Regions from separate parts of the Mus musculus genome. Here region 1 is linked to region 2. The links are chromatin loops, found by intact Hi-C in ENCODE. Cell type or tissue: left cerebral cortex. All regions are shown on one strand. Links, peaks and the distances in the headings refer to the core of each region. The heading gives the core; the rest is flanking DNA. Region 1 has its middle 24 kb from the start of Mir29a. Region 2 holds the start of Tmem209 (transmembrane protein 209).

What was found. Peaks named below come from ENCODE experiments on the same cell type or tissue, not always from the same donor. Only the 100,000 strongest peaks of a DNase experiment are listed, where the experiment ranks them.
Region 1: it touches region 2 in a loop (3-fold over the local background); 1 of 42 quality-filtered maps calls a loop at or near these places.

The regions. Positions count from the first base shown.
Region 1 is chr6:31,034,195-31,043,638 of GRCm38, reverse strand. No RefSeq gene overlaps it. Among named protein-coding and RNA genes, the nearest start is that of Mir29a, 24 kb to the left of the region's middle. In left cerebral cortex, for the core only: CTCF peaks have their summits at 3,535 (motif pointing right) and 4,974 (motif pointing right); DNase peaks (open chromatin) are centred at 1,921, 5,017, 5,463 and 5,580; H3K4me3 peaks cover 756 bases; H3K27ac peaks cover 579 bases.
Region 2 is chr6:30,504,946-30,514,389 of GRCm38, reverse strand. It overlaps Tmem209 (transmembrane protein 209), which reads left to right and starts at 4,607. Exons shown (of 15, transcript NM_178625.4): 1 at 4,607-4,705; 2 at 5,588-5,724; 3 at 5,878-5,936; 4 at 7,473-7,604; 5 at 8,416-8,657. The coding sequence starts at 4,703. Ssmem1 (serine-rich single-pass membrane protein 1) reads right to left here and starts at 2,104. Exons shown (of 3, transcript NM_029373.4): 1 at 1,848-2,104. The coding sequence starts at 2,030. In left cerebral cortex, for the core only: no CTCF peak of the experiment used is centred there; a DNase peak (open chromatin) is centred at 4,607; H3K4me3 peaks cover 1,299 bases; H3K27ac peaks cover 1,555 bases.

The DNA.
Region 1 (9,444 bases), core at 1,009-9,008, 530 kb before region 2:
GGCCATGGGGCTGAAATGGAACAAATTTACTCACCTTCAGCCTGAGAAGCAAGAGGTGGAAAGGATCAAGGCACAATCCCTTTCAGGGGCACACCCTTCCAATGATCTAGAAACCTCCCGCTAAGCCCCACCCCTTACTAAAAGCACCACACTGAGGGCCAAGCCTATACTACACTGACCTTCAGGAAGCACTTGAGATCTAACTTAGAGCTGCTCAAAAGTCAGGGCAGTGGCTGCTCTTTGGACATGGACAGACCTAATAAAGAGGGGACTCTGAGGTCTTAACAGTATTTCTCAGATCCTCAGTCGAGTGATGGCTATACAGATTTGTCCTTTATCCCTTCAAACTAGAGAGCCAGTATGCAAACAAAATAGTACGAGGATTGTGGAGGAGCGTCATGTGCCTTCAGAACACCCGCTAGATAGCCTTTCGGGCCTTCAGTGACTGAGCGGCAGCCTGTACTTGTTTTGTGACTCAGGAGCATAAACAATATATTTCATTTCTAGGCCAAATACTGGTGGCCATTTCATGGACTTCAGAGCTGTCTCTAAGTCCAGCACGACAGCAGACCTCGTTTCAGACAGTAGATGCTCCCTCCACCTTGAGTGAGGACATCATGGATCAAGGACTTCTACCAACCCACAAAGTACAGAACCAGCAAGATGTAAACCTGTCCCCATTTTAAGCCACTGCTGCATGAAGATAGCATAGTAGCATCATGAAGATGGTGAGTAACCATTTCACACGAGCCCCATTCTGCGAAGACGACTCTGGAATGTGCGGAGGAAGAACATGTCTAACTGTGAAAACTTCCAAGTACAAAGACCCTGTCGTGGAACTGAAGGACAGAAAGCACACCGGGGAACATAGGAAGAAGAGACCGGTAAGCGCTGGGGCCAGAGGGGAAGGCAGAGGTCCGAGCGCTGCAGGCAGGAGGATGACAGCATGTTGATCCTGTCTGAAAGGGCTCACTCTGTCTGCAGCATGGAGAGTTATTTAGAGGGCAAGTCTGAAACCACAGAACCCACTTACAGAGCCACAGCAATGAGAGATGATGCTGCAAAGCAAAAGAGAAATGGATTTTTGTTTTTTGAGCTCAGGTTGGGCTCAGAGTCCCCAACTCCTGCTTTAGGTTGTTGAATGCTGGAGCACAGGCGTAAGCCATGGAACTCCGCTAGCAACAGGATTTAAGAGGGTATGTTTTGTACCAGACTGAACTTGCAAAAGGATGGAAAAATAGAGTGGGGGAAGAGCCAGCCCAGTGAGAAAAGGCAGTGGCCACATAAGCCTGATGACCCACCATCATGTCCAAATGTGGTGGCCTTCATCTGTAATCCCAGCATCCCTACTTCAAGATGGGAGAGGATAATTTGCCTAGAGACTCATGGACCAACTAAGGTACAAAGAGCAACAGAGAGCAACCTGCTCCAGCAAGGTGGGAAGAGAGAACCAACTCTGACCTTCACACACACACACACACACACACACACACACACACACACACACACCGTGACCTATGTGTACCCACATTCTCATGTAAGTTAATTAATGTTAAAAATAAATATTAAAAGCAGAGATCAAAGGGAAAAGACCCCAGATGCCTCTGGTGTTCTTGGTTGTCTATGTCGGGGTCATGGACCAAAGAGGGAACAAAAGAAAAACAGTTTTGAAGAGAGGAAATGAGGTTTGGGTTTGGTTATTCACTGCACAATGGCACACATAAGTTAATTATACCATCAAAAAGACACTGAAGATGTATATATTTGAAAGTTACTAGCATGTAAGTGGTATTTAAGTCAAAGATCTAGATCCAATCATCTAAAAGGGAATATAAATAGCAAAAAGATATAAAGATTTGAGAAAAATGACAGGCAACATATGGCCACTGAAGTCACAAGAAGCAAGTGTGTCTTGAATGCTTTTGAGAGAGTGAGGCGTAGGGGAAGGGATGATGTCTGACACAGGGAGGGATGGGGAAGCTTTGACTCGATTGCATTCTGGAAGGGAAAGCCAGGCAACAGGAACGGAGGAGTGATTGGGAGAAAAGGGAGAAAGAAGATAAACTCATGATGGCTTTCACTCTGGAGGTACCAGTGATGAGAGAGACCAAGTATCCTTTAAGATTAGAGATGATAGTGGGGGCGGGGGTGGGGTGGGGTGCTGGTGGAGGAAAACCAGGAGAAAAGGAGGTTCCTTCCTGGGAAGAGATGAATTGGTCCCCAGCAGAAGATGAGACATCCTGCAGTCGCGTGTACCAAAGGCAGGTAGATGGGCTTGTTGTTAGAACTACAACCAGGGCTTTCTCCCCAGGTATGGCAACGACCTGACTTATGAGCAGAAGAAATGAAATAGTGTTTATCAGGATAGAAACCACAAGAGTTCCATGAAACAAGTTAACGGGAAACAGCGAGTCTTCATTCATTTTAAGTATTAAACAAACAAACAAAAAAGAGTCCCCCGAGAATGCAAGTAGAAAATAGGGTTTACCAAGCACAAGCCAGGTTTCACTTCTGATCCAGTTGGAGCCCTCTGCCTAGCTCCTCTATGTCCAGTTAATTCTCCCAATGAGACAACGGTGAGAGATGGATATACAACATATGCTTAAAACATGAGGGGAGCTTGCAACTCGGAGGGAGCGGAAGGGACGAGGCCAGGGAGAGAGCATGGCAAAAGCCAGCCAGCCCCACAGGAGGTGACAGACAGAACCAACAATCACATATGTAGAATATTCAATAGAGTGAGCCGATAAGTTATTAGTATGGATAAATTTTAATATGAAATAATAACATGATACTAATGTTAAAAAGTCAGTCTCACTGGGGAGGTAGCTCAGGAATAGAGTACTTGTCAAGATTGTACCTCTAGCTCTGCAGGAAAAAAATATGTGTATGAATACACACACACACACACACACACACACACACACACACACACACACACATATTTCTATCCTGGGCCTGGTTAGATGGCTCATCAGTTAAAAGTGTTCAATACTCTGGCAGAGGACAGAGTTCAGTTTCCAGCACCCACATCAGGTGCTCACAACCACCGTTAGCTCCGGGTGCAGGGGCTCCACTTCCTGCTCACAAACACATACATAAAGACAAATCTCTTTTTTACAAGCTGTCTCTTGGGGCTGGAGAGATGGCTAAGTGGATAAGAGCACTTGCTTCTCTTCCAAAGAGGACCTGAATTTGGTTCCCAGCACCCACATCAGGCTGCTCACAGCTGCCTGTAACCCCAGCGCCAGGGGATCTGAGGTCTCTGCCCTCTGTGGACACCTGCACTCATGCACCACAGCCACGTGCAGAGACGTGAACCTATATAGAGTCTTAAATGGTGAAAATAAATCCATAAAGAAAAAATTACCTTTGTGTACAACAACAAAACTTAAAATGAACAAACACCCAGTCTGGCTTCCCGAGTAGTTGTCGTTCTTCCTCCTCCTCTTTCTTGTATTTTCTTTTCTTTTTCTTTTTTTAAGATTTATTTATTTATTTTATGAGTACACTGCTGCCATCTTCAGACACACCAGAAGAGGGCATCAGATCTCATTACAGATGGTTGTGAGCCACCATGTGATTGCTGGGAATTGAACTCAGAACCTCTGAAAGAGCAGCCAGTGCTCTTAACCACTGAGCCATCTTTCCAGCCCCCCCCTCTTGTTCTTGTTTGTTTGTTTGTTTGTTTGTTTGTTTGTTTTTCGAGACAGGGTTTCTCTGTGTAGCCCTGGCTGTCCTGGAACTCACTCTGTAGACCAGTCTGGCCTCGAACTCAGAAATCTGCCTGCCTCTACCTCTCTCGTGTATTTTCTAAGGATGGACACAGTGATGTCTTCTATCCTCTACATTCTTTTTAATTCCTGTTTCTGGAATGCTAAGCCCGGGCGTTGTTTCCTGATATCCTCACAGTGCATGTCCCTGCTTTGTTCGTATCCCGGCTCCCAGCCTTCCCCATCCCTGGCTTCATGGTCTATGAGCACAGACAGTGTTGGGGAACATGTGAACAGTGAAGGAAATGCTTATGATCAGAGTGATAAATGGATGAAAATGAGTAGACTCAGCTGGGTGTTGGTGACTCACACCTCTGAGGCCAGCACCAGGTCTGTGAATTTCAGGTCAGTCTGGTTTACCTAGTGAATTCCAGGTTAGCTGGGGCTAAATAGTGAGACCCTGTCTTAAAATAGAGGGGTTAGTGGTGGGATTGGCCATTAAGGTTGGATGTAGAAGGTAATTTTCCTCAATATAATAAAGTTTAGCCCAAGAGTCACTAAAGAATTACGGACCTGTGCACATTTAGCGTTTTATTAAAGCATAGCATTCATATGTAAATATTATACACGTAGTAAGCTGTGGCTCATTGGATCTCCACAAAGTGAGCACCATCTCACAATTACCACACAGATCAGGAAATAAAACATTATTAGCAGCCAGTGAGGTTTCTTTCTTAATTAAAAACAGTAACTTACACAGAAGTGGATGCTCACAGTCAGCTATTGGATGGAACACAGGGCCCCCAATGGAGGAGCTAGAGAAAGTACCCAAGGAGCTGAAGGGATCTGCAACCCTATAGGTGGAACAACAATATGAACTAATCAGTACCCCGGAGCTCGTGTCTCTAGCTGCATATGTAGCAGAAGATGGCCTAGTCGGCCATCAGTGGGAAGAGAGGCCCCTTGGTCTTGCAAACTTTATATGCCCCAGTACAGGGGAACGCCAGGGCCAAGAAGTGGGAGTGGGTGGGTAGGGGAGTGGGGGAGGGGTAGGGTGTGGGGGACTTTTGGGATAGCATTGGAAATGGAAATGAAGAAAATACCTAATTAAAAAAAAATAAACCCAGTAACTTGTAGGGTAAAATCAAAAGACAGCTATAAAAAATAATAAGAAAGAAAGAAAGAAAGAAAGAAAGAAAGAAAGAAAGAAAGAAAGAAAGAAAGAAAGAAAGAAGCCACAATTCTTCTAAGTCAACAGAAGAGGGTGCTCGTGAGCCAGCATTGTGACAAATCATCTCACTTAACCCTTCCTGGTCAGCGAGCCTGGGAAGAGAAAGAAAATTTCCAAATGGATGGGAAACTATGAACACTTAAAACTGCTAGAGATAGATAGATAGATGATATATAGATATATAGATAGATAGATAGATAGATAGATAGATAGATAGATAGATAGATAGAGGCAGGCAGACAGATTGAAAATAAAACCTCCTTTCCACAAAATGAAACAGAAAGAAACACATTAACAGCCTGAATCCTTCACAGACACAAAAAGAAAGCAACTACACATTCAAATGAGCAGTACAACGCTAGACAGACAGACAGACAGACAGACAGACAACACGGGAAAATCTAAACAAGAGTGTGTCTCAGAGATGGAAAAGCTGGTTTGAACCAGACTTCCTGCCAAGTGGCAGCCATGGTTCCATTCAAAACAGTTGGACCGGGGCGGTGGGAGAGGCTTGGCAGGGAGGCGAACAGCACTGCGTAAGTTTCCCCCGCTTAGATGGCTGTTGGCCTGAGGGCAAGCCACAATCCATGCCTTCAACTGACTAAGCCGTGCCACAGGCTCACTACGTCGCACTGAAGAGATGCCGTGCCATGCTGTCTGAGGCAAGCATCACAGGTACAAAGGGGAGGCTTTTAGAGGTCCTGTCACGTGCGGAGGTAGCCCCCAGTGTCTCCCAGTGTGACCTGACGTGGGGATACGGTCATGGGGATTACTAGTCCTGATAAAGCCTTGCTGGAGTAGGTGGTCCCTCATCCACAGTGACCGTGTCTTGAGGGGAAACGTGGGTGCCAGCAAATGCGGGGCGAACAGCGTGAGGGTGGAGAGCAGCAGGAGAATACATTTTCAAAGTCTGGTAAATACCAGAAGGCCGCTTTAAAGGGTCAAGAGGACAGACTACATATTAAAGCAAAGCGCGGGGGAAACGGAACAATAAAATATTTCGTAAAGCAAATGTCAGCCATTTCTGTGCAAGTAAGAAGACACTCACCAGGGTGGAGAGCTAGCCCCTCCCCCTCCCAGTCCCCACAGGCTGACCAGCTCAGCTACCACCAAAGCCCAGATCCAGGGCTCTGAGTTGGTGCACCCCAACATTTGCTTCATCAATGAACTGCTGAAGTGAGTGAAGGGGCTGGTCCTGCAGATCCAAGGCTGCAGTATCTCCGTGACCCAGGACAACCACAGGGTATCTGAGAGGAGGCTGTCCCAGTGAGGATCCAGTATTGATGGTGTAGGGGAAGCCAGAGGCCTGGGACCGCAGCAATGACTCTGCAATGAACATTTGTGAGCCAAGAAATGTGGACAAACATTGTGACATACTACAGCTTCCACAATGAGATTTTTATAAAATCTGTTAGGGGGAAAGTTACAAGTGTGTAGGGCGGGTACAAGAGGAAGGAGAGATGAGTGGGATTGGGGTGCCTGATGTGGCATTCACAAAGAACCAATAATAATAATAATAATAATAATAATAATAAAAGACACTCATGTCTCAAAGAAAAGTACAGGTTCACTGCAGAACAAATGTCAGCTGGAGATGTATTCAGGAGACAGAGGCAGAGTGATTGCAAACGGCTAAAATGGAGGAGATAGGAAAGTATAACAGGCTTGCAAAGCCACACGAAAGCAAGATATGGAGAATAAGATCAGAAAGCATTGGGAAACATGTTTCAAATGAAAAGCACATTTTTCATTTTGAGACAGGATCTCTCTGAATAGCCCAAGCTGTCCTGGAACTTGCTCTGTAAACCAAGCTGGTCTTAAACTCTCAGAGATCTACCTGAGTGCTGGCATTAAAGGTATTTGCCACCACCGCCCATCGAGTAGCAGAATTCTTGATGATGCCAAGGACCATGAGGCACAATGATGTCACACATCACAATGATGTCACACGTCACTGGCCCCATAACAGCACCTCTGTTTACTACAGAAAGTCATGGGTACATAAGGGCAAATACACAAGATCTCACTAAAACTGGAAGGTTGTTAGCACAACACAGGACACAGGTCAAATGGGAATAAATGAGATTACAGAAAATCTAATCATGATCATCAATGGACTGAAGACACAGCAAGGCAGACATATGCACACATACACCCTCATGGCCCACCCCGCCCCAATAGCATAGCCCTACCTCAAAAGCATGCTGGGTAATTAGTTCTCTTACACCTCAGAGCCTCCTGAAGACCACTGAGATGTCGTCATGGGCTGAATGTGAAACCCTCTAAATCTACGTGTGGAAGCCTGGTCCTCCAATCTGATGATATTTGGAGATAAAACTTCTAGTAGACACTTGTGTTTAGGTGAGGCCACGACTGTGGAAAGGACTGTCGTTGTAGGATTAGTGGCTATCTTAGGGTTTTACTGCTGTGAAGAGACATCATGACCAAGGCAAGTTTTATAAGGACAACATTTAATTGGGGCTGGCTTACAGGTTCAGAGGTTCAGTCCATTATCATCAAGGCAGGAACATGGCAGCATCCAGGCAGGCATGGTGCAGGAGGAGCTGAGAGTTCTACATCTCCATCTGAAGACTGCTAGCAGAATACTGACTTCCAAGCAGCTAGGATGAGTGTCTTAAATCCCATGCCCACAGTGACACGCCTACTCCAACAGGGCCACACCTTCTAATCCTGCCATTCCCCTGGGCCGTGCATATATAAACCAACACAGTGGCCTTATAAGAATAGACAACAAAGGATTTTTTTGTCTCCCTCCTGTCCCACCTTGATCCCTTCCCTTCTCTAATGTGTAGGATCTTAGCAGTCAAAATATCCAAGACCCAGGTTGCAGCCCAGTGGTAGATCCCTGGCTTCACGTGCTCAAGGCCCTGGGTTCAGTCCCCAGCACTGAACAGACAAACGTCAGCAGTGTGTGGTCTGAAGAACAGAGAAGGAAAATGTGAGAAGAACCTCAGAGGCACACAACTCCTCCACTCACGCCGGTGCCCTCAGGAGAGTGAGAGGAAAGGAGTGAGGACGAAAACCTTCAGAGGTGTTATGCAAAGAATTAATCTGCACACTAGTAAATGGCATGAATTCCAAGCAAGCTGATATCAAATGCCAGAGGCTGGGGTGTGGACAGCAAGGTAGCAAAGAAGGCTCCCCCCAGTATCTGTCCCCTTGAAAAACTCCCCTTGGATAACTCTGCTCAGGACACCTTGGCACACTTTAAGGAGGGATGAGGTGAGAGGGCCCGCATGGAGCACAGACACTTTTGAGGGGAGGATGGGCAGCTTCACATCCCCACCCCTCCCCCTCAGCGTGAGGGGGGAAGAGGTGGATGAGCACCCAGCCTGGCTAAGAACAAGGCCCAGCCAAGAACCCTGGAGGGAGAAGCGAACTCCATAAAACTTAACTAGCAAAAAGGAGATAAATCTAAATGTAACTATGAGATAGAAAGCACTAAGGTTATAAAGTTATAAGAGAAGCGGAACACTTCATTAGTGAGTGCCCCGTGGCCAGCAATGTTACCCTGGGGTTACAGACGCAAGGAAACAAACTCAGTATGTCAGAGCCATGCTTACATTCCTATGATCACGGCTGCTCCAAGCAGTCCAGTGCAGACTGAGCCTGGTCCCTGGCGGCTGAGTGACAGGGAGGCGTACAGTGGATTGCTGTGCAGCCCAAAGCGAAAGGGATCCTGTCATTTGTCACAAGCTTGACCTGGAGGACATGATGCCAAGGGAAATAACCTAGACACAGTATAAACCCCGCAGTGTGCTCATTGATATGCAGAATCTACACGAGATGAAATCAGAGAAGCGGAGTATAGGATGGGGGTTGCTAGGAGCTGCGGAGTTGCTGGGGACATGGGAGCTGTTGGTTAAAAGATAGGAAGAAAGTTCTGGAGAGCCAGCCAACAGCATGACTACTATAGTCAATACTCTACTGTACATCAGAAATTTGCTGATAGCAGATCTTAAATATTCTCACCACACCTGCACAGATGTTTACTGTGATGGTAGATGATATGCTGCTAACTTGCTGAGGTGGTCATGCTGTCTGGCCACAGCCAAATTAAATTAGAAGTCAATGGTAAGAGAAGTGGAGAAACCCCATACATTAGGAGAACTTGAATTATTAACTCATAGAGGAAACCAAGTAAAGGTGTATATTACAGAAACCCCCATTTGTGGAATTATATAACTCTAACTATAAAATTTAAAAATTAAGCCATGGAACCTGGCATGGTGGAGCATACCTTTATAATCCCAGCACTCGGGAGGCGGAGGCAGGTGGAGTTCTGAGTTTGAGGCCAGCTTGGTCTACAAAATGAGTTCCTGGACAGCCAGGGCTATACAGAGAAACCCTGTCTCAAAAAAAAAAAAAAAAAAAAAATTAAGCCATGGAAGACAGACTATAGATTGTGTAAAAATGTATGCTTGATAGATAGATAGATCTGAACTAATTAAAGATTTCAATCAGAACTGAATTTACAGA
Region 2 (9,444 bases), core at 798-8,797:
GGCGAAACCTCTAAGATAATTAAGGGTTTAATCAGGGCTGAATAGATCGAATTCAACATCTCAAACTATGCTTTGAAGTAAACAAATAGTACAGCAGGAAATCTGGATCCATTTCCTCCTGTCACTCTGTCACTAGCCACTTGTGTGACATTGGACAAGTCACTTAAATTCCTTGGGCCTTAACAACAACAGCAGCAGCAACCCTTGCCTACAGACAGAAGGCTGGACCCCAAGCTCCCCTACGGTCCTTCACATAGCTCTCTGACTCCAGACTGCTGATGTGAACAAGGGAACTGAAGACCAGCTGAAGAGCTAGACCTCTTAAACAGTCTTCAGGATGAAATTCCAGTGATCAATTTCAATTTTTTGTTAATTTTCTAAAGTAGCTTTTCTTGCCAGGCCAAATTCAATATACTTAGCTAGGGAGTCTAAAACACATATAAGCTATCACTATTCTAATTCTCCTTCTGGCAGAGTATTTACCTTAAGAAGCATTTAGACTTCAGATAAAACTTCTTGGCCAGGAGGTAGTAGGGGAAAGAGACTTTTTTTTATTATTAAAATGGAATCTACCTGGCACTGAAATAACAAACCTTCTCTTTTCCTCCATCCAGAGCTGATGGAACACTCAATCTTGCTGACCACTGGCAGCGGTGGGCTCTGGCTGTAATGCTAAATGGTGGGAGTAGCTTGATTAATCACCAGCCCAGTATTAATGGCCAGAAAAGATTCTGCGTCAGCAATTTGTAAGAGGTCAGTTGCTCATCATATGTTGAGGGCCACAGCCTTGATGATAAAGTGGACTATGACATCCCTAAGCTTCTAGCATTTTCTTTTGCTGATCTGTGACTTTAGCTCTGTTTAGTTTAGTTCTGTACCTTAATTTTATACAGAAGTTGTATTGCTGCATTCTAACTACTCCCCAAATCCTACCTGTGCTCTACCAATAACATTTACACCTTTGATTATAGAATAACATGGTTAGAAGAGGGATTTGAAAATTAGTAGTCAGTAGAGAGATTTATCTCAGCATTATACAGCAGATGAACAGAATGCAGACAATCTAAAACTTCAACTGCAAAATTTTATATTATAGTACAAGACAGAAAAATTATAGAATAGAAAGTGCTGTAGAGGGATGGAGAGATGGCTCAGTGGTTAAGAGCACTGACTGCTCTTCCAGAGGTCCTGAGTTCAATTTTCAGCAACCACATGGTGGCTCACAACCATCTGTAATGATATCTGATGCTTTCTTCTGAGGTGTCTGAAGACAGCTATAGTATACTTACATAAATAAATAAATAAATAAATAAATAAATCTTTTTTTTAAAAAAAAGAAGTGCTGTAGAGTGACTATAGCATGCGGAAGCGTTCACAAAATATCTAAGTTTAAACGTCAAGATATGAAAATACATACAATAGAAGCTAGACCAAACAAAGACAAAGGCAGACTACTGAGAAAAAGCAGGGAAAGAGTCACAAACTTCACAGTGTTTATCTCTACAGGAGTAGAGTGGTTTTCCTGTTCTTTATCCCTTTCAACAGCTTTAGATTCTCTAGCATGGGATTGCGCCATATTTGTTTGTGTTGTTTTTCAAGACAGAGTTTCTCAGTGTAGCCCTGACTGTCCTAGAACTCACTCTGTAGACCAGGCTGGACCAAACTCCCAGAGACCAGCCTGCCTCTGCCTCACCAGTGCTCACATCAAAGGCGTGGGCCACCAACATGCCTAAGGACTATCTCACTTATTAAACAAAATAAAAACCTTAAAATACATCAAACTACAGACAATGCAGTTAATGAAAGACCCCATAGAGATGTGATTTAGACCGAAAAGGATTCCCTACCCAGACGGAAGCGCGAGAGAAGAACATGAGGATCAGTATGATGATGAAGTACCAAAGCAGGAAACTTCCTATTGTCCCGCAAGAGTCATCCTTCCGGCACTCGGCATCCTGACTGGGCATGGTGAAACCGAGAGGTATGGGAGGGGGATCCACCTCCCAAAATAAAGACAAAAGGTGTCCCATGATAGCTTCTTGCTTAGAAAATAAACATGCTCAAAGGGATGAAGGTGACCGGGAACGATTTCCCTCCGTGACCTAGGACAACTTCCCTGGCAACCAATTATGACATAGACTTAAGCTACTGTTGCAGGTACTGATACATGTTCTTAGATGCCTTAGATGGGCAGATCTATCTAGAGGACCTCTAAGAGAGTTGATGGTATTTCTCAATATACTTCCTTCTGCGACCGAGGTTGAAATGTCCTTATCCTTTACTGCCATCTCTTTAAGTGTTCAAGGTCTTGGTTTTCACCAGTCTCTCTCTCTTTTTCAATGTGTACCACACCATTGTAAATTAACACACACAGTTCTAGTGCCTTCCAGACCACACTGAGTGTTCCCTAAACTTTAATGTTGACACCTTCAGTCCCATCTTGTATTTGGAGATAAGGCCAGAAAAGAGTATTGAAGAGAGAGAGCAGTAGGTAAAGGCGTATGATGCCAAGGCATGCGGCCTGCATTCGATCCTTGGGGCCCACGAGGTGGAAGCAGAATATTGACTCCACACCCTCAGTATGGCACATGTGCACTCACATGTAGGCACAACCACACACAAAATAAATGTCTCTTTAGAAAATTCCTCAAGAGCTCAAAGATGGTTCAATCAGGCCATGAGGATGGAGCCTTAATCTTACTGTAGTCTCAAGGAAGATGAAAGGACACCAAGAATTCACCAACCCAGGGGAAAGGCCACCAGAGAGAATAAGATGAAGCCACATAGACAAGCCAACACCACCTGTCTCAGAAGAAACCAGCCCTCCTCACATTCTGGTCTTAGATTCCATCTTCCCAAACCCTGTGTGGGAACAAAGTCTGGTGTTTTGGGGTTTTTTTTAAAGTACTGCCTAACTTTTTCTTTTGAAGGAGGCACTGGTGTTCTGGGATATTTGGTTATGATAACTCTAATAATACATAATGGTAACTATCAACTTCAGTGTGGCAAGTGTTTTTTAAGCCCCGGAAGAAATACACATTAGTTTATGGGTTACATTAAGAGAAAGAGATAGAGCCGGGCGTGGTAGCGCACGCCTTTGATCCCAGCACTCGGGAGGCAGAGGCAGGAGGATTTCTGTGTTCGAGGCCAACCTGGTCTAAAAGTGAGTTCCAGGACAGCCTGGGCTATACAGAGAAACTCTGCCTCGAAAAAAAACAAAAAAAGAGCAAGAGATAGAGAGGGAGGGAGCGGGAGAGAGAGGGAGAGGGAGAGGGAGGGAGAGACAGAAAGACAGAGAGACAGAGAGACAGAGAGAAACCACACCAAGGGCTGGTGAGATGGCTCAGCAAGTAGGAGCACTGACTACTCTTCTGAGGGTCCTAAGTTCAAATCCCAGCAACTGCATGGTGGCTCACAACCACCTATACTGAGATCCGACGTCCTCTCCTGGTGTGTCAGAAGACAGCTACATTGTACTTATGTACAATAATAAATAAATCTTTGGGCCTTTTTAGATAGACTTACATGTGGAGAAATGAGCTGTCATTTTGGATTTGACTGTATACTGACAGAATTGAACCTGTTCTCTTGGAACAATTGTCAAGTTAGTTCATCTCCAAATCTATGTCCAGATCCAAACATTGTACTAAGACAATATAAACATGATTTTAAAAAAAACCTAAAAACCTATTAGCTCTTTAAGAGCATACACTATGCACTACCACAATGAAACTTCATTTTCTTCTGTTTAATCTTGATATTTAGTTACTATCTTGAGACAATGTCATTATGGCTAGCTTTGGAACTCCAGAGGCACTTGCCCCCGCCTCTCGATTGCTGGGATTAAAGGCATGTATGTACCAAGGCCTGGCTGGCACACTTCTCCAGGCACTGGCTACGCTGGCCACTAGTTGGGCCAGTGCTGCCACTCCCAAGAAAGCTCTTCCAGAGTTGGACTTGCTTCCCTGTCCTCACCTGCAGGACACAGGCAAAGCTCTTTAGAACAATAGCCAGGAAGCCAAGCCCCCATCCCTGCCTCGTACTCCACACATGGCGTATTGTCAGAACTTGCACTAGCTACTAAGGAAAACCACTCACCTCCCTGGTGACTCTTTTCTCAGTTCTTTCAAAGAACATTCAGGGCAAAGGTGGGGTTTTGTTTGTTTGTTTGTTTTTAACCCCAAAACCACCACTAACTTCAATAGAACGTTCCAGTTTTTCTTCCTAATGCTGCATCCTCATAAGGTGGATATTTGAGAATTTACATTGGGTCAAACCAATTGAGGGAGAAAACACTTCAAAAGAGGAAAAATGCTTTGTCATTGCTGAGTGTGTCTAACACATCAGGCATGCTTGTATCCTACCAATTAGCCGTAGGGGGCCCTAGATAAAGCTACAATTAGTAATATCCAAACTTCAGCTTGCTACAATCATTACTTTTTACTAAGTGTTCAGAATCTGGTCTGAATTTTGCAGCTCAGCCTTTTCCTGCAGCTAAGTAGGAGGCACAAATCCGAGGGCGTTCCCCTGGCAACGATCGCGGCTCGGGTCCTTCTGCCCCACCCCTCTCCCTCTCGCGAGAAGAGAGGGCCCGGTTCTTCCGGTAACTGTAGCCCGGCTTGCCCGCCGCCGCCGCCTTAGTCTTGCCTCTGCGCATGTGCAGTAGGGAGTGGCGCGAGTCCACGGCTTCCTGCTGAAGAACATGGTGCGTTTGGGGGGGTTGTCTTGTGCTTCCTGGACATGGAGTCCGTGCTGTTCCCTCAGAGTTCCAAACCTAAAGTTGTGCCTGAGGTTCAGCCAGGGGATGATGTAGCTAGGAATCTTGCCACTTGTAGTGCAAGGGAAGAAAGACACATGAAGGATAATTATAAAGCTCGTACTGAGGTAGCCAGGGAGGGAAGCTCTCCGAGGAGAGTTTTGGCGCGGGGCAGGAAGGCGGGAAGGATGCTAATGTGCTCTAGAATATGACTCCCGGGAGCTGCCCTCTCAGTGATTGCAGAGCTGAGCCTAGCGAGACAAAGGAGATGACAGTTTTAGTAACCCAAACTGAACGCACGTGTTCCCGTTCCCGTCTCTCTCTTGACTCTTCACGTGAATAGTACCCGTCCACCCCGTGAGAAAAGCTTTACAATTTCATCACCAAAAGGAGATGCTAAGCCTGTATCACTCCATGGTCAAGGTTAGGGTCTGACACAGTAATGACAAAAGTTGATATCTGGTGTCTCTTCATCTAGATGTAGTAACTCGAAGCAGAGACAAAAGAACTCTTTGCGAACTTAATAACAAACCATTACATTATGTAGCAAAACATTTTAATTTATTGGAACCATTAGCTTCTCTGAAATAACCAGCAAGTTCCCTGCTGATTTTTCTGTGGTACCTAAGAAGATATTTCAGGGTTGTGTATACTAATATTAAAGTTTCATATACTAATATTAAAGGGGAAAGTTGGGGAGAAATTTTAAAGAAGAGAAAAGTTGGGGGGGGGAGCAGTTACTTTACAACAGACATTTTTGATTTCTTAAGAGTAGTTTCTTTTCATTTCAGGCTGTTTTGTTTTTTTGTTTTTTGTTTTGCCTTTGAATAGATGCAAGGAGACGTAAGCCCCAATCCTTCCCTTATTGACAGAACCATCAAGATGAGAAAAGAAACAGAAACTAGGAAAGTGGTTTTAGCTTGGGGACTCCTAAATGTATCCATGGCTGGAATGATATATACTGAAATGTAAGTTAATCAGCCCATAAGTGAAAATTTTAACTATTGTTGGCTGGCACTGTGGCTTTTTATATTTGTTTTGGTTTTAAGTGTTTGGTTGGTTTGTGGTGGGCGTGTTATTTATTTATTTAAATAACTGGAAAGCCTTTCTAATCTTTTCAGGACTGGAAAGTTAATCAGTACATATTATAATGTGACATACTGGCCCCTCTGGTATATCGGTAAGTAATTTCCACTATAATTTAGATTTACTACATATGAAAACTTGCTTGTAAATTTAATTCAGCTTAGTATTCATTCTTTTATTCAGACAAATGAGTTCTTACTCAGTTTCCCAAAGTCATGAGTCTAGTGAAGGAACGAGGTAACCCCTTTTATGGAAAGAACATTCTAGTAGGAGGCTGAGTCAGAAGGATTACTTCAAGTCTGAGGCCAGCCTGGGATAAATTGCAGAACCCTGTCTCAAAAACAAACAACAACAAAAACACACCAAAATAGAAGCCAGGTATGGCAGAATATCTAGTCCCGGTACTTGGGAGGGAGAAGGAATCAGACATGGAGGCCAGCCTGGCACCTGAGACCACCTCTCTAAGGTCAAAGCTATAAACAATACCGAGTTGGGAAGTTAGGAGTCCTACCACGAAAAATAAAGCATGGGAGGGGGGTAAGGTTCACCTTTGCCACACCTGAAAACCCTCTGCTTCAGGATTACATCAGAGTCATCCTTGGGATATAAAGAGCCCTGGAGAGCCTGGAAGTGGTAGCACACACCTTTAATCACAGCGTTCAGGAGGCAGAGGCAGATAGATCTCTGAGTTTAAAGTCAGCCTGGTCTATACAGAGAAAGCCTGTCTTGGGGTGAAGGGGTTTCTATCATCCAGGAATAGAGAGATGACTCAGAGGTTAAGAGCACTATGACTTTTGCACAGTACCAGGTTTGGTTCCTGGTACCCCCAAGGTGACTCAATCAACTCCAGTTCTAGGAGGTCCAATACATGTCATCAAAACACTCATACACATAAAAATAACTTTGAGTTTGTTTCTAGTCTTATTAGAGTGGGTGTGGCAGATGGAAAAGGAAGGGAGTTGGGATCTTTAGGTGTAAGAATCATGGCTCGCTAGTAAGCTAGGGGCTCTCTAACACTCACTTGGTGACTAAAATGAAAGTAAGAATTGTGTTGTGCAGTTATAAGAATTAGTAATAGTTGAAAACTCACCAGTAAATCCTCTGCATCTGCCACTCTAATTAAGTGGTATCTGGTTTGAGGAAGAAGAAAATAGTTTTTAATTTTTGATGTTAATTTGCTAAACTACGAAGCAATTTTTATTCCCCAACCAAAATGAAACTGGGACCATTTTGCTTTTAAAATAATAAATTGGGGACTGGTGAGATGGCTCAGTGAGTAAGAGCACCGACTGCTCTTCTGAAGGTCCTGAGTTCAGATCCCAGCAACCACATGGTGGCTCATAACCATCTGTAACAAGATCTGACACCCTCTTCTGGAGTGTCTGGGGACAGCTACAGTGTACTTACATATAATAAATAAATAAATCTATTATAATAATAATAATAATAAATTGGAGCTGGAGAGGTGACTTACCCATTATGGCACTTGGTACCGGACATTGTGACCTGAGTTTGATCCCCAAAACTGACATGGTGAAAAAAGAGAACCAACAAGTTGTCCTCTGACCTCCACATGCCCCCAAATAAGTGAGGAGAATATCTTAATAATAAAGTTACCGGTTTCTTCTAGAACTCGCACTTGCATCGCTCTTCAGTCTTAATGCCTTGTTTGATTTTTGGAGATACTTCAAATATACCGTAGCACCAACAAGTCTGGTAGTTAGCCCCGGACAGCAAGCACTGTTAGGGTTGAAACAGGCTGGTAAGTATTGTGGGGGAGGGGAGCTGGGGGGAGCAGGGGGTAGTCCTTTATCTATTTTCCCTTTTTATAGACTGAGCTAGAAGGCCATCTATTACATAAAGCCAGTTTATAGGAAATTCTGATACAATTATCATTGTTATTTCTGTGAATTGAGTGGAACATCAAATAACATTGTGCAAATATATTTTACTCTTTTAAACATTGTAGAAGTAGTAAACAGCCAGTTAGTTCTAATTGTATAATAATGCTTCCTGTGATTTTATAGCCAGAACCTGCAGTTTTTTTTCTCCTTGGGAGGCAGGGGGGGATTGAGTTCCTTAATTTTGTTTTTAATTTTATATTTTTAAAACTTGCCTATGTTCTAAATTTTAATTTTTTTATTTATTTGGTGTCTCTTTAGCCTTGGCTGTCCTGGAACTCAATATATATATATACCAGGCTGGCCTGGCCTCAGATGCACCTGCCTCTACCTTCTGAGTGTTTGGATTAAAAGCTTGTGCCACTGTGCTGAGCCCTTAAATCTGCTCTCATAATTTTATTTATACTCAAGAGACTGAGGCAGGAAGAGTTTAAGGTCAAGGCTAGCCTGAGTTACATAACATAACCTAATTTTTAAATTTTTGTTTCAATTTAAATATATATTGATAGCCTTTGATCCCAGCACTTGGGAGGCAGAGACAGGAAGAGTTTGAAGTCAGCCTGAACTACAGAGTGAGTTCCAGGACAGTAAGGGCTACACAGAGAAACCCAGTCTACAAAAACAAGAAAGCAAATAAATACTATGTAATAATTTATTTTCTTTCCCTTCTAGTTGTGCAGACTACACCTCCCCGTGATTTGGCAGCAACCCAAATCTCTCCATCTCCACCTTCCCCTTCGATTCAAGGTCAAAGTGTGTTAAGTTATAGCCCATCTCGTTCACCCAGTACCAGTCCCAAGTTTGCCACCAGCTGTATGACTGGGTATAGCCCTCAACTGCAAGGCCTGTCGTCAGGAGGCCTTGGCTCTTACAGCCCTGGTGTGACTTACTCGCCTGTCAGTGGCTACAATAAGGTAATGACTCTTTCTGTTTGCCTGGTATTGCTACTCCAGAATTGGGAATTGCACTAAGATCGTCCAGACTTTGCATTTAGTTGGTGAGGAAACTGAAGGACAGTTGATTGTCTAAATCATCCATGAAGAGCCAGAAAAGAAAGCAAGTTTCCTGTCCCTCAGTCAGGAGTTCTTTAACCATGAACATTTTGGGGAGTAGTAAAGCATAGTGGTCACCAGCTGGTTTCAGCAGGCTTGAAGGGTAATATGAGTCTTCGAAGCATGTTTTCCCTTTTCAAGCTGTCTGTGTGAAGGCTTCACTTTCTCTTGTAGAATTTTAACCCTTCTGTCATGCACATGCTCTGAGCTCACACCTGGGATCCTCATGTGGCTTGCTTCTGCAGTGTGGACACTTGCTGTGTCATGGGTAGAAATCCTTTTCCTTAGTGACATCAGCGCTGGTCTAAATTTTTCTAGGATGTCCCTAACAAAATGTGTAGGCTGAAACTTTAATTCTGGCCAGGCAGTGGTGGCGCATGCCTTTCATCCTAGCGATTAGGAGGCAGAGGCAAGTGATATCTTGAGCTCAAGGCCACCCTGGTCTACAGAGTGAGTTCCAGGACAGCCAGGGCTACACAGAAACACTGTCTCAAAAACTTTTTTTAAAAAAGAAAAGAAATTTAAATTCTGTAGGGCATAAGGCTGCAAGAAAGGTATCAGAAGAGAAGCAGTCCGTGGGAAGCCCTTACTGCCATGTTAGACAAAGACCTCTAGGTACTGGCTGAGAGAAGATTGCCAAGAAGAAAGC